Linked DNA regions of Mus musculus: region 1 is linked to region 2. A link is a contact called in ENCODE Hi-C or POLR2A ChIA-PET data. All regions are on one chromosome and are shown on one strand. Each heading gives the region's core, a stretch centred on a gene start or an enhancer-like site at or near the end of the contact. The rest is flanking DNA. Distances are from core to core; before and after follow the strand shown.

Evidence for each region. A loop is a pair of places that touch in the nucleus more often than their neighbours do. ChIA-PET counts read pairs that join two places held with the same protein, here RNA polymerase II (POLR2A).
Region 1: a map of mouse embryonic stem cell shows a loop between it and region 2 (2.1-fold over the local background). The contact joins the promoter of Ttc24 here to the promoter of Hapln2 in region 2. A Hi-C loop is called at or near these places in 27 of 37 maps with a recorded cell type or tissue (CH12.LX, CH12F3, ES-E14 and 9 more). POLR2A ChIA-PET finds 5 or more read pairs at or near these places in 4 of 5 experiments (Patski and embryonic stem cell).

Annotation. Positions count from the first base shown.
Region 1 is chr3:88,076,983-88,079,682 of GRCm38, forward strand. It overlaps Ttc24 (tetratricopeptide repeat domain 24), which reads right to left and starts at 1,322. Exons shown (of 10, transcript NM_172526.3): 1 at 1,288-1,322.
Region 2 is chr3:88,026,111-88,028,906 of GRCm38, forward strand. Hapln2 (hyaluronan and proteoglycan link protein 2) reads right to left here and starts at 1,401. Exons shown (of 7, transcript NM_022031.2): 1 at 1,275-1,401; 2 at 775-830.

The DNA of each region.
Region 1 (2,700 bases), core at 72-2,571, 51 kb after region 2:
AGGAAGACCAGCAATAAGAAAAGCATATATATATATGTGTGTGTGTGTGTGTATGTGTATGTATACATATATATATGTATGTATATGTGTATACATATGTATATGTATGTTTTATATACATATATATATATATACATATATGTATATATATATACACACACACACACACAATTTAAAATCATCTTCAAAGGTCCACTTCTGTGACACTATATGAACTCAACTGTGCACCCCATCTGTCATTCCCTGGGGATTATGGTCCTCTTTAGTCAACATCTAAAGGGCTCATTTTTGTTATTTTGAATTGTGTGTACATGAGCACATGTGGTTATGTGCACCAGAGGCTTTGAATCCCATGGAGCTGAGGTCATCCTTGGTTACGAGCTGCCCGGTGTGGGTGCTGGGACCTGAACTCAGGTCTCTGCAAGATCAAAAAGTACTCAGAGCTGTCTTCTCAGCTTATCTGAGCGCCAGCATCTCCGTCAAAACAAAACAGACAAACAAAAGGCTGTCACACACCTTTAAAATCCCAACTCAGGATGTAAAGACAGGCAGATCTCTGGGAGTTCAAGGCCAGTCTGGTTTGCATAGTGAGTCCAGGACAGCAGGGTTACAAAACCCAAACAGGATACACAGGGCTTCCCCTCACCTCTTACACAAGGCCTTGTGACCTACGTGCTGCTGCTTTATAAACCAACGGGAATTCAGCACAGCCACCTCCAGCGGTGGCAGGAGCTGTACTAGCCCCGGGCACTCAAAGCTGAACAGACACTGAGTTAGGAAGAGGCTGATGTCCAGGAGGCGTCTGTGTGCATTGACTGTGCCCTTCCTATTGTCTCCTCTACTTTCTGCCAGTCGGTTCCCGCCTTGGTCCCCAGAGAACTCTTAAGTTCAGATAGATTCTTCTCATCAGCACATTTCTCCTGGACTGCCTCTCTTCCCAGGAAACTGAAAAAAAAAAAAAAAGCCGAAAAACGACCCCCCCCTCAACCCCCACTTTTTCTCTTTTACAGAGAGGGGGCAAAAGGGTTTCTGCTTTTCAAAGATATTTTCTCTGGAGTTGGGGATTTGGCTTAGTGGTGGAGAAAAGGGAGAGAGGATGAGAGGGAGGAAGGGAGGGTGGGAGGGAGGAAGGGAGGGTGGGAGGGAAAACTAGAAAGAGTTGCTTCTGAAAACACATAAAATCCCGACTTCATAAGGCTCCCCACCTTGAGGCACTCCAGGCTGTCACCTTGAGGCTCCGGACTGTCCCCTGCACAGTCTTGGGGACCCCACTCCAGGACCTCTTACCTCTGTCTGTCCTGTTTTCTCCACAGTGGCCTTCTGGAATGGTTCTGCTGGCTTAGGTTACTTCCCAGCAGCCTTGAGCGCAGAACTGTGTTACCAGACACCTGGCACTCTCCTTTCCTCCCAGGTAATCCTTCGAGTGACAGCTGTGGTAACCTATCTTAGTGGAGGACCCTAATGGTGCTCAGACATAGTCACCTAAGACCTGTTTCCCTTCCTGCTTGGCTGCCCCATCCCTGCGGACACACCTTCCAGTTCCTTCAAATAATATATCAAACTACCATGAGACAGTCATCTGTTCTTTCCCATCCTCTCTTCTTTTTTTTTTTTTTTTAAGATTTATTTATTATATGTGAGTACACTGTAGCTGTCTTCAGACACCCCAGAAGAGAGTGTCAGATCTCATTACAGATGGTTGCAAGCCACCATGTGGTTGCTGGGATTTGAACTCGGGACCTTTGGAAGAGCAGTCAGTGCTCTTAACCACTGAGCCCCCATCCTCTCTTCTTAATTTAATTTAATTCTAAGGTAGGTTCTTGTGGTGATCTTCTTTCCTTCTTTCCTTCCTGAGTGCTGGGATCACAGATTGTGCCACCAAGCCCTGCTCCGTCTCTCCCTTTCAGAGAGAGACATGACAGACCAAAGAACTCCATCTGCTACAGGGGGTGACTACAAGCTTTTTTTTTTTTAAATTATTATTTATTTTATGTATATGAGTGCACTGTAAACTCTGTAAACTCCAGGTTCTGTTTGATGTGTTTAATGAGAGGACAGGAGGCCCCACAATCACCAGGAATCTCTAACTCACCAGCTCACCAACCCATGAACCTACCACCAGTGGCTGCAACTAAACGAAATTTGCCCCTTTCCCCATTTGCCTAGGAAAAAGCCTTTTTAAGTAGAAGGGCCATTGCCAGAAACAGACTCCTGAAGTAGATGCACTGACCATAGTTGCAACACAGGCGTTTGCGCAGGCCTGGCACCCAGGGCCATCTCTGAGCTCCAGACAGGCTGAAGCTTCTGCTCTGGCCTGGCTTTCAGAGGTGCTAGCACAGCCTGTCCAGGCCAAGTAGGCCACAGAGTGGTCCCATACTCAGTAGGCTTTCCTTGAGGAAAATAGGGGGCGGGGGTGGGAGGGCCTGAAAGTGTTCTCAGCCAAGGTCCTAAGGGGCTCTCTCCCAGATCCTCTGTCATTCTGAACCAGCATCCAGTTCCCTTCAGTGCCACACCCACCATGTCCTCGAATCTCCTTCCACATCACTGACAATACAAGCAGCACCAACAATCAACGTGGTCACGATTAACACATACATTTCAATGATAACTTTAAATGCCAGTGGAATCAACTCTTCAAAAGACACAGACTGACAAAAGCCAGGGGCTAGAGAGATGGCTCAGTGGTTAAGAGCACTGACT
Region 2 (2,796 bases), core at 151-2,650:
AGCCTGGTCTACAAAGTGAGTTCCAGGATAGCCAATGCTACACAGAGAAACCCTGTCTCAAAAAACAAAACAAAACAAAACAAAACAAAAAAAAACCTCCCAATAATAAAAATAAAAATGTCAAGTAGTATATGTCTTTAATCCCAGAATTCAAGAGGCAAAGGCAGGTGAATTTCTGTGAGTCTGCGGCCAGCCTGGTTTATATAGTGAGTTCTAGGACAGCCAGGGTTACACAGAGAAACCCTTTCTCAATTACAAGTAAAGCATGTGGGACAGGAGTCCATATGGGACAGCCTGGTAAATAAGAGTGATCTTTATGTTTAGGCGCTGACGAGATAGCTCCATGTGTAAAGATGGTCCCCACCAAGACTAATGACCTGAGTTCATTTCCTAGGTCTCATACGCTTAAAGGAGGGAGCCGACTCCCACACCTTGTCCTCGGACTCCATTCACACAAGCATGGCACAGGCACACCACACATAAACACAAAATAAATAAAAGTGCAATAAAAAATGGACTGAGCTACCACGGACATGTTTAAAGTCCAATCTGACTTAGGCACTTTGCGGTATACTGTTCTGACTCCTCTGGCTATCCAGGGAGGCATTGATAAACACCCAGGTACAGTCACCGAGCTATGGAAGGAGGTTCAACTGGGGTTTGAATCAGATTGGGCCAGCTTGAGCTCTTAGTCACTGATCTAAGGTTCTGTATTTTAAGAGAAGCACACATATAACATTTCCACACATAGAAAGCCAGCAGCCCATTGCCTACCTGCAAGATGATCTCTCCTCAGAGGCAAATCGAGCTGTGCTCAGCAGCTTCCTGTCCTGCAGAAGGAAGAAGTTGCAGTGGGGGTTCATTAGGGATTCTGGGGGTTCAAAGCACCCTAGAGCCTCAGGACTGCAGCTCCTCTGACACGGTTCTAGAGAGACTCGTTTCCTGTGTTCAGAGAAGCCAAGGCACTGAGGCCTATGTTCACGCAGCACACTAAGTCAGCCGTGATTGCATCTGTGCCAGTTGATGTCCTGGGGCCAGGGCAAGACACCGGTTGGGGGCAGAGTAAAGCAATCCTGGAGATTACCTAAAAGAGTGTGGAGAGCGGGCCTTGCTACTTCTGTCCTTAGACCAGGGGTGGGACAGACCAATTGTAAGTACAAGGGTGCTGGACCAGGAGGAGCGGGGACGAACCCTAATTGTGAATCCAGCTCTGTATTTTCATATGGACCCCATCCAAACAACAGAATTGCCCTCCCCCCCACCAAAGCCCTCACCTGTGCCCTCTGTGCCAGGCTATATATGGCCTTTCAGAAGAGGCTGTCAAGATGGGAGTCAGATTTTCAGGATGTCTGGCTGCTTCAGGACCCTGACCCTTTCTGTCTGTCTGTCCTTTTCTTTTCTGTCCACACCCTATTAGAAACACAATTTCCCATTGTCCCTGTCTTCTCCCCTATTGTTGGGTAACAGGGGCCCTTTATTCGTCCCTTGGGCAATGGCATGGAAATGTCAACAGCTGGGGATGTGGGATGCAGGACAGGCTGGCACAAACCACCGGAAAAAGGCCTGGGTGGGTGATTGGCTCAGAGCAGAAACTGACATCCAGGAAGAGGATAGGAGAAGGCTGGAATGGGGCACCCTCAGTACTCTAAACTCCAGGATTATAAAAAGATCATGCGTGATGCTGCACAGCTGGGGTTGCTGCTAGAGAGGTAGAAATCACAGGAAGATGCTTCTGTCCCTGGGAAGGGACTCCTAGCAAGGAGGGACTATGGAAATTCTCTAGCTATTTTTATTTCATTATTTTAGATGTATGAGTGTGGCTTTTAATTTATAGTGGTGCATGTCTGTGCGCCATGTCTGTAGTGCCTAAAACGGCCAGAAGAGGGCAACAGATACCATGGAACAGAAGTTACAGACCCTGAGAGCTGTAACTTGGGTGCTGAAAATGAAACCTGGGTCCTTTGAAAGAGCAAGTGCTCTTAACACCTGAGCCATCTCTCCAGCACCATGGGAATCTCTCTAAAATAGAGTCATCTGATTTCACAGTTCCTCCTTCCTCTGCACCCATGGATGGATTTTGTTTACATTTTCAAGGCTGGTGAGATGCTTGGTAGGTAAAACCACATCCTGGCAGCTGAATTCAATCACCAGACTCACAGTGGAAGGAGAAGATGGACCCCCAAAAGTCGTCCTCTGACCTCCACACTGAAACTCAACCTACAGTCCCTCACATACAACAATAACATTTTAAAATTCTGGAGAGGCCACAGATGTGGACCACCACTTGAAATGCTGAAACAGGAGGAGTGTCATGAGTTTGAGTCTGCCTTGGGCTTCGGAGTTGAAACCTTTCTCAAAAAAGAAAGAAAAGAAAAAGAAAAAAAAAAAGAAAAACAGGGCCAGAGAAGTTAAGAGCGCTGGCTGTTTTCCAGAGGATCTGACTTCAATTCCCAGCACACACACAGCAGCTCACGGCTGTAACTCTAGTCCCGAGGGATCTGATGCCCTCTTCTGGCCACAGGAGGCATCAGGAACACACATGATGCACAGGCACACACTCAGGAAAACATCCACACATATGAAATAATAAGAATATAAAGCTGGGCAGTGGTGGCGCATGCCTTTAATTCCAGCACTTGGAAGGCAGAGGCAGGTGGATTTCTGAGTCTGAGGCCAGCCTGGTCTACAAAGTGAGTTCCAGGACAGCCAGGGCTATACAGAGAAACCCTGTTTCGAAAAACCAAAACCAAAACAAAACAAAACAAAAGAATATAAAAATAAGGGGCTGGAGAGATG